2 separate regions of the Homo sapiens genome follow, and region 2 is linked to region 1. Evidence: chromatin loops called from intact Hi-C (ENCODE). Cell type or tissue: heart left ventricle. All regions are shown on one strand.

Evidence for each region. Hi-C counts contacts between places; a loop is a spot of excess contacts. Peaks named below come from ENCODE experiments on the same cell type or tissue, not always from the same donor. Only the 100,000 strongest peaks of a DNase experiment are listed, where the experiment ranks them.
Region 2: it touches region 1 in a loop (2.3-fold over the local background); 2 of 110 quality-filtered maps call a loop at or near these places.

The regions. Positions count from the first base shown.
Region 1 is chr7:69,891,682-69,896,681 of GRCh38, reverse strand. The region is part of intron 1 of AUTS2 (activator of transcription and developmental regulator AUTS2); the gene reads right to left. Among named protein-coding and RNA genes, the nearest start is that of AUTS2, 300 kb to the right of the region's middle. In heart left ventricle, CTCF peaks have their summits at 2,359 and 2,558; no DNase peak of the experiment used is centred here.
Region 2 is chr7:69,427,273-69,432,272 of GRCh38, reverse strand. No RefSeq gene overlaps it. Among named protein-coding and RNA genes, the nearest start is that of CT66, 170 kb to the left of the region's middle. In heart left ventricle, no CTCF peak of the experiment used is centred here; DNase peaks (open chromatin) are centred at 1,712 and 2,212; H3K27ac peaks cover 180 bases.

The sequences.
Region 1 (5,000 bases):
CAATAAATACATAAATAAAGGAGTCAACTAGTTAAAACATCCAAACCTATAAAGCACAATACTGACTTTAAAATAGTCTAAGCTGTCTCTAACATACAGTGTAGCAAGCCAGAAAGGGTGATAGAAGCAGGAAACCAAGGAATCTAGTGTGCACTGCTGGTATACACGAAGGATCACAGCAAACAGCAAGAAACCCCAGAAAAGGGGAAAGGCCTTATCCTTAAGAGTAAGAAGATATCAAAGATAACAGTCCACAAGGCAAATAAGCAGCTTCTGGCCTAACTTCCAGCTGCTACCACTGCAGACGATTAACCCTCTGCCATCGGAGAGGTAGCTCTCCTGAGGCAATGAGGATGTGGTGAAAAGTGTTTCAGGGGACAAGTCGAGATCAAAGCAAGCGCACATGGCCATTGATTTCACAGCCTTGCATGCTATGCCTAACACATAGTAAATGTTCAATGAATGGCTGCTGAATTGAATTCCTTTGTCCAGTGTCCACAACCTCAGTCAGCTATGCCAGGCATCTGCTCAGCTCAAAAATGTTCTGTGTTTAGTCTCACATTTAACCAAAATAGCTGCCATAAAGAGACACTCAGGAATAATGGCAACACTAGCAGAGGGAGCCAGGTGAGTTCCATCATGGGCTGCTTCTATATAATGTGATTAAATTGTACCACTTCTAAGTGTAATATAAAAACTCCCCACAGGGTATAAAGCTCCTTTCTTTGTCACACAACCCACCTACTGCCCTGCATCATATGCATGTAGAGGATCAGATTAATAAACAAATGATGCTTAATAATGTATCCACTGTGCTTTTAAAAAAATTATGCCATTCTCTTTGGAGACCAAATCTTTCATACTGAAGGTGCTTCCAAAGTATATTGAAAATTATGTGTAATTCCATACAAATGTGAATTAATATTTATGAGAGTATGCTATAATTTTTTCCAAATCCATTTTATTTTCATGTAGCATATTAATCAAGGAATTCTCACTGCACTGCAGAATAGCTACACAGAGCAAATGGACCCCATGCCGTGACATTAGCTTGTAAGAGACCTGCTGAAGTCTTAGCAGCAGTAGTACAATCATCTTAGCTCCAATTAATATTGAGATTTTCCACTCGGGGGGGGGGAAGAAGAGAGAGAGAGGATCAAAGTGTGTCTAGAGGTGGTGGCTTAAGAGGTAAGAAGAAATGAAGAGTCTATAACAACTTTTTATTATGTAACAGGTTTATATTTTCAGAGACTAGAGATTATCTTTATTTTTTTCAAAGATCTACCTTTATTTATAAATTACTATATAGATTTTTTGGTACAAATCCTGAATAAACCAGACCACTCTTTGTTCATTCCCTCTATAAACAGGTACTGACTGCTTACCATTTATAAAGTAAAATAACTATTTAATTTTTTCAGACTGTCTTGGAGAAAAATGACAAAAACTATCCATTATAAGCATTAAGAATCAAAGACAAAGACTGATCATAAACTAATCATCTTATCAACAGTCACAAGAGTTGTGTACATGACTACATGCCTGTGTAATTGTTTGTAAATATACACCCACCAATGCTTTCCTCCACCACCAACCAACCAGTAGCACTAATTTAAGAACTTCCTTAAGGAAACCTGGGCAGTCTCTAGTATTGCTATAATATGGGGAGGGAAATTATCTGGTATATAAAAAAACTTTTTGGGATCAATGAATGGCAATTTTCAAAGGCCTGTTGATTCATTCGTCTACCATGATCTAGGATAGTGGTTCACAAGAGAAACTGTCCATCAGAATTACCTGAAGAATTTTTTGAAAATAAGATGATTGTAGTCCATATTCTGCAAGGAAAGCATGAGCAAATGAAGAGTGGCAGAACACGCCACCCCAAAACATGCTATTTAGGCCTAAGGATTATTTTAAAGCTAAAGGCACTTGAAAAATAGAAACAAAAGAGATAGGAGAAAAGAAACATTATCACCAGAAACACCTGAGATGGGAAAAAACTCTCATGTGAAAGATGATCTCCCTATAGTAGGAAAGAAGAAATTTTCTCGTTTCTAGACATGGGGAGTCCAGAAAAATTTGTACCAACAGATCTTACTAACTCTTATCTTCCTTTAGCCACATCATTTATTTTAGTTACTTTTCCACAACGGCCACTCTGTTCAACCTACTAAATAAGGATTCAAGATTTGCCACTTTTTGGGTCTTCACTTTCCTGTGGGGGCTCCTATATATGTGTCAAAATCCATATGCTTTTCTTCTGTTAATCTATTTTACATCAATTTAATACTCAGCCTCAGCTAGAGACCCTAACAGGGTAAAGATAAAAAAAACTGCCTCCCTTACACAAGCACTAGGAGAGAAAGGCAGGAGGGCAGAAGGATAAGAAAGAAATCTGTTAAAAAAAAAAAAAAAAAAAAAAAAAACGCTTTAAGGCATTCATTTGACAGTCATAGAAGAAGCAGGAAAGAAGGCAAGAAAGCCAGGGAGCCACCAACAAGAGGCTGGCTGAGAGGCAAAAAGATTTAGACATATTGGCTGTCAATAGAGGGGGTAAGTGTACAAGCCATGCACAACAGATGTGAATAGGTTTGGAGAATAGTTGAAATTATGTGATTTTTAGGTCACTGGTGATGGAGGGCAGGGTCACAGTAGCACATATATGGAGAGGCTCAGAGACTGACAAAGGCAATTTCCTTCAACACCCCGCCTTCTTCAAAATAGGCGATCTTGCTCTTGACTTTCCCTTCTCCCAAATTACAATCTTCCACCAAAGGCCTCCTCGCCACTCTTGAATTTCAAAATGAGATGGTTCAGTGTTGTGCAAACTAAGGGAGAGTAACAAATAGCAGATGAAACACTATGTAAGCTGCAGGGCTCCATTTGCTGATTACAGATGAAGCCAGAGACAATAGAAAATGAGGGCACAATTTGTCTGCCTTGCATGAAGTGGGTTATAGAAAGTCTCCGCCTGATTTTTCCAAGCAAACTAACCTGAGGGCAGTCCATCACTTACAAAGTATTTGTGGTATATGTGTCTGCATGCACCCAAATGCATGTATATGTATGTGAGGGGCTTGCAATTTAAACTGAGCCTCTTCTGTTAGTTATCTGATCTTAGAGACCTTAAAGAAAATAACAAGCCAGGAGAAAAAGAAAAAAGTGCTTTGCCTGTCCCCAATGACACAATGACATAATGGCTGTGTCCTGTCATTTTGGTCTGTCAAGTCCCTTGCTGGTTTATTGTATACCATTTGTACTTGTTTTTGAATGGTTTTACAAACACTGATTCTACCAATAATGAGTCTCCAGTGATAAGAAATGAAAAATTAGAAAACTAGTAACTAGATAGATATGTTCACAACAGTCCCCAACTTTGGACTTTTGAGCAAATGGACTTTATGAACAGATTTTCAGAGCCTAAACTTTTTAGAAAGTAGAGAAGACTACTATCTGTAGGAATGTACAAGGCATCCAGGATGGCATTCAAACATTAATCCCTAAGATTCACATCTTTTAAAAACAAATATCAAAACACCTACTATGTGCATACACATTGCCATCTGTTGGAAATATCTAAGAAAGAATTCCTAAACTCAGGCTGCTTATCCAGGGAAACAGGCTAATCAGTGAACTATTATAGTAAAGTAGGTTAGAGGAGGAGCAAGTCAGGTGCTCTGTAGTGCCATCTTTCACACCACATTAAAATTGCATCACTATATTGGCATAAAGATAGAAAAACAGATCAAAGGAACAGAATAGTCCAGAAAGAGACCCACACATATATCAACAACTGATTTTCAGGCAAAAGCTATTCTACAGAGAAATAAGTTTTTTAAACAAATGGTGATAGAATAGGTAATCATATGCAAAATTTTAATCCACACTTCAATCTAAATAGAAAAAACTAACACAAACTATATTATAAACCTGAATGTAAAACCTAAAACCATAAAATTTCTAAGAGAAAACTCTTGTAATCTTGGGTTAAGCTAAGATTTCTTACTATGACACCAAAGGCATAATCCATAAAAGAATAAATTGATAAATTACACTTCAAGAATTAAAATTTTGCTCTTCAAAAGATACTGTCAAGAAAATAAAGTGACTGTTCTGTGAGTTACCAGGAGAGTAAAAGATACATAAATAGATAAGCCACAGAATGGAAAAATATTTTTTAAAATGTGTATCTGATAAGTTTTGTATACAGAATATATTAATTTAATAAATTCTTGGGCCAGGTGTGATGGCTCACACCTGTAATCCCAGCACTTTAGGAGGCCAAGGCAGGCAAATTGCCTGAGGTCGGGAGTTCGAGACCAGCCTGGTCAATACAAAAATTAGCTAGGTGTGGTGGTACGCGCCTATAGTCCCAGCTACTCAGGAGGCTGAGCAGGAGAATCGCTTTAACCCAGGAGGTGGAGGTTGCAGTGAGCCGAGATTGCACCACTGCACTCCAGCCTGGGCGACAGAGCAAGATTCCATCTTAAAAAAAAAAAAAAAAAAAATTCTCAAAACTAAAAAAGGAAACAACCCAATTTTTTAAATAAGCAAAAGATTCAGATACTTTGCTAAAGAAGATATCTGGGGCCAGGTGTGGCAGCTCATGCCTGTAATCCCAGCACTTTGGGAGGCCAGGGCAGATGGATCACAAGGCAGGAGATCGAGACCATCCTGACTAACGGGTGAAACCCTGTCTCTACTAAAAATACAAAAAAATTAGCTGGGCATGGTGGCATGCACCTGTAATCCCAGCTACTCGGAGGCTGAGGCAGGAGAATCGCTTGAACCCAGAGGGCAAAGGTTGCAGTGAGCCGAGATTGTGTCACTGCACTCCAGCCTGGATGACAGAGAGATACTCCATCTCAAAAAAAAAAAAAAAAAAAAAAAAAAAAAAAAAAAAAGATATCTGTCTGGAAAGTGAATGAATACATAAAACAATAGTTAACATCAGTAGTCATTAGGGAAATACAACTTAAAACCACAATGAGATACCA
Region 2 (5,000 bases), 460 kb after region 1:
TTTGTTTTAAGTTTTCATTTCTGCGTTCTTCCCCCTTCATTCAGTCTCGTAATGATGGTCTCAAGTAGTGCCAGTAGTAACTGCCCTAGTGACGATCTCAAGTAGTAACTGGCAAACCATGGCACCAGGGCACGGGCATCCTTGACATGCAGCTTTCAGAGAGATCCCCGGCCCTATTTGCAGCGGCTCTTTGGATTTGAGGCCATTGCTTCCAGCTCCTGGAGGAACCTCTCAGAAATAGACACTGGCAGAGTTCAGGTTCTACATCTAGTTGGAGAGTAATCACATCAGGAAAATCTATTACATGCATCCCACACCTGGTAAATTGAGTGGTGGGGAGGCGTGCTAGGTAGAGGGGTTCGGAGGAGAACCCTTTGGCCTGTGGAATAAGCTCATATGGGGTTCTAGTATGACTCAGCAAACTCCTGGATGGCATGCCTTACTTTGGTCATAGCTGGGCTTTACATTCGAGTGAGAAAGATAGACACTAAACAAGGAAATACTTGAGTAAGAGTAATTCCGGGCTGGGCACAGCAGCTCACTCCTGTAATTCCAGCACTTTGGGAGGCAGAGTTGGGAGGATCACTTGAGGCCAGGAGTTTGAGACAAGCCTTGGCAAGAGAGCAAGACCCTGTCTCTACAAAAAACTAAAAACAAACAAAAAACTCACGCCTGTAATCCCAGCACTTTGGGAGGCCAAGGCGGGTGGATCATCTGAGGTCAGGAGTTCAACACCAGCCTGGACAACATGGTGAAACTCCCTACTAAAAAAAATACAAAAATTAGCTGGGCATGGTGGTACACGCCTGTAGTCCTAGCTACTCGGGAGGCTGAGGCAGGAGAATCGCTTGAACCCAGGAGGCAGAGGTTGCCATGAGCTGAGATCACACCACTGCACTCCAGCCTGAAAGACAGAATGAGACTCCGTCTCAAAAACAAACAAAAAAAGCCAGTCATGGTGGTGCTTGCCTGCAATTCTAGCAACTCAGGGGGCTGAGGCAGGAAGATTGTTTGAGTCCAGGAGTTGGAGGCTGCAGTGAGCCAAGACAGCACCACTGCACTCCAGCCTGCGTGACAGAGTGAGATCCTGTCTGGGAAAAAATAAATAAATAAATACTGAACTGTAGCAAGGGCTAAGGAGAAAATAAAAGTGTGTTAGATAGAGCAAGGGTGATGGGAGGTGGGCAGGGACAACACTACATAGGAAAGAAGGCCTGGTGGTCACAGGTGGCATGTTGAACAGATACTCAAACAAGGGGCTATTCTAGTGTCCCAGTTGCCTTGGGCTCATGCAGACAGTGCTAATCTCCATTTACCACTAATCTTTAGCTCTCTCTGCCCTTGTGTGAAGTACATGCATGCATGCGGGTGTTGAGAGTAAAAATCCTTTGATGCCGAGAAGCCACACAGGCGTGGACCTGCTTCGCCAAGCAGAAAGCGGGAGAGTGACGTGATGTCACGCAGAGCTTGGTCCTGCTGGAGATTTGGGGAAGTCTCAAGGAAAGGTGAGAGGGGGCCACTGCTCCCAGAGAGCTATTAGAATCGCGATCAGACACCCTGGCTTGTCTTTTCGGCTCTGCCGCTTGATAGTTCTCTGCCCCTGGGCAAATCAAAGGACGTCCCCAAGCAGCAGTCCCCTCTGCCTTAGAACAGGAAAGACACCAAGCTCAGAGGGCTGCTTTTATGGTTCAGGGAGCGGGCACGTGCAAAGCTCTTGGCAGAATGCCGGCCTGTAGTAGCTGCAATGTCATCCCTCCCTCCCTCCCTTCCTTCTTTTCTTCCTTCCTCTCTGCTTCCCTTGTCTCCTTTTCCTTCCTTCCTTTCTTCCTCCTTCCCTCCCCAGCAAACCCAGGAAGGCCTGATGACAGAAGAGTCGTAGCTGTTCCTGGTCCCAAATGAGAGGCGGATAGAGCCCCCCCAACCCTCTCCCGGTGTTCTGAGGCCTGTTAGGGGAAATCTGTGAAACGTCGGACCGCCTGGGTGATTTCGCTTGTGCTTGTCCCTGAAACAGACAAGACATCCTTTTGATTCTGTTTCCTCTCTCCTTTAAAAACACGCAGCACCTTGCAGTTGGACCCAGAGCCTTGTTTGATCCCTGCTTTATCTTTCTCTAGCCTGGGCTTTGGGCTGCCTTATTTGGGATCTCAGGGCAGGAAGAAGAGCTTCTAGGGGAGTGGGGGGTTGGGGGGGACGCGCGAAGCACTCCTCCTTTCCAAAGCAGGGCTGGCGCGCGTGGTTCTTGGCTCGCCGGCAGCATGGATGAGTGAGCTTAGCTGTTTTTGGCAGCGATTTCCTGATTTACTTGGCCTCAGCTGGATCCCTTTATTTTAGCTAAGAGGGCCTGTTATGTCCTCATTTCATGGGGGAGGGGATACATACACATGAGCCTTAGAAATAGTATTTTTTGAGCACCTAATTTTTTTCGTTTTTCGAGTCCTGATGCTGCACTCTCGCCCATGCTGGAGTACAGTGGCACAATCATAGTTCACTGCAGCCTCAACCCTCCTGGGCTCAAGTGATCCTCCTGCCTCAGTCTCCTGAGTAGCTGGGACTACAGGCATGTGCCAGCACACTCAGCTAATTTTTTTTACTTTTTGTAGAGATGGGGGTTCTTACTCTGTTGCCCAGGCTGGTCTCGAACTCCCGGCCTCAAGCAATCCTCTCACTTCAGCCTCCCAAAGTGCTGGGAATGCAGGCATGAGCCACTGTGCCCAGCTTGAGCGCCTATTATAAGCCTGGCTCTACACAAAGTAAACCTGTGGAGGTACTAGATATGGGAAAGGCTAGGACTGTGGGTACAAGAGCAGTTAGGAGAGCTTTAAGGGGGAGGAGGACTTTGCTTAGTTGCTAACAAGGTCTAGTTCGCCAAGCACTTACTGAGCATCTATTATGTGAATGGACTATGGCTCCAGCTCCCAAGTAGCTCTTGGTTAAGTGGAAGACAGAGAAAAGAGTAAGAAATCACAACACACCAAGGCAAGTTGTATAAAGGAGGTGTTGTTTTTTTGTTTTGTCTTGTTTTGCTTTTTTTGATGGAGTCTTGCTATGTTGGCCCGGCTGGAGTGCAGTGGTGCAATCTTGGCTCACTGCAACCTCCGCCTCCGGGTTCAAGCAATTCTCCTGACTCAGCTTCCCAAGTATCTGGGATTACAGGTGTGCACCACTACTCCCAGCTAATTTTTGTATTTTTAATAGAGACAGCGTTTTGTCATGTCGGCCAGGCTGGTCTCAAACTCCTGAACTCAGGTGATTTGCCCACCTCAGCCTCCCAAAGTGCTGGGATTACACACCAAGGAGGTTATATGGGGATACCAGGAAGGGAATAACTGAGTAAAGCTGGAAGAGTCCCTGTCGCTCCCTGGCATGGAGGATATGGACATGGGGACATCAGAAGCTGGGGAGAGGGATGGTACAGACAGAGGGTGAGGGCAGAGCTCCTGGGCAGGGGTGAGAGCCAGGGTATTTAGCAAGCTGGCCACTTGCTGGACCATACCCTATAACTTATAATTGCTGGAGGGGCTGGGATAGTATGAAGCTCTTGGGCTAGTGGCTGTTTACCAATGGATGCCGTGTGTTTGTGTCCTGGTGCATATCAGTGGAGTGTCAGCCTGCTGCGAGGTGAAAGAGAAATGACCCCAGGGAAAAGTGCTGGTGATGTGGGCTGGCTGAGCCCAGGGGAGTGGTAAAAGATGATGTTGAAAGGTAGGTGAACACTTGTGCATTGTTGGTGGGAAGGTAGATTAGTTCAGCCACTGTGGAGATTTCTCAGAGAACCAAAAATAGAACTACCATTCAATTCAGCAATCCCATTACTTGGTATCTTCCCAAAGGAAAATAAATCGTTCTACCAGAAAGACACCTGCACCCACACGTTCGTCACAGTGCTATTCACAATAGCAAAGAGATGGAATCAACCCAAGTGCCCATCAATAGTAGATGGGATAAAGAAAATGTGGTACATATGCACCACAGAATACTATACAGCCATCAAAAAGAACAAAATCATGTCCTTCGCAGCAACATGCATGCAGCTGGAGGCCATTATCCCAAGCAAATTAACACAGACACAGAAAACTAAATACTGCATATTCTCACTTATAAGTGGGAGCTTAAACCTTGGGTACACATGGGCATAAAGATGGGAACAACAGACATTGGGGACTACTTGAGTGGGGAGAGAGGAAGCAGGCAGGGGCTGAAAAAGTCCTATTGAGTACTGTGCTCACTACCTGGGCAATGAGATCAATAGAAGCCTAATCCTCAGCTGCACACAATGTACTCTTGTACCAAGCCTACACATGTACCCCTGAACCTAAAATAAAAATAGAAATTTAAAAAAAAGGGTAAGAGGGGACCAGAGCACAAACAGGCTTTTATGCTCAGCTGAGGAGCGTGGCCTTCAACAGAAAGCGGGTGGGAACTGTGGGAAGGTTTCCAGCAAGGGGGGCCCTGGGAGTGGGGGTTGCATTTTGGATGGTTGGCCTTGAGGCTCTGGATGAAGTGAATTGTCCAGGCAGGGAGACCCATTAGGAGCCTTTTCCAGGAATCCTTGAAAGAGGTAAGGAGTCCAACTGAAGGCTTCCATGGTGAGGAGGGAGAGGGGCACGGGTTCAAGAAATATTTACAAAGCGGGGCGCTGTGGCTCACACCTGTAATCCCAGCACTTTGAGAGGCCAAGGTGGGTGCATCACCAGAGGTCAGGAGTTCGAGACCAGCCTGGCCAACCTGGTGAAACCCCATCTGTACTGAAAATACAAAAGTTAGTTGGACATGGTGGCAGATGCCTGTAATTCCAGCTACTCGGGAGGTTGGGGCAAGAGAATCGCTTGAACCTGGGAGGTGGAGGTTGCAGTGAGCCGAGATTGCACTATTGCATCCAGCCTGGGAAACAGTGAGACTCCATCTCAAAAAAAAAAAGTTACACACACACACACACACACACACACACATTTACAAGGGCAAACCCCAGGACTGGTGATTGCTTGGAAGTGCAAAGTGAG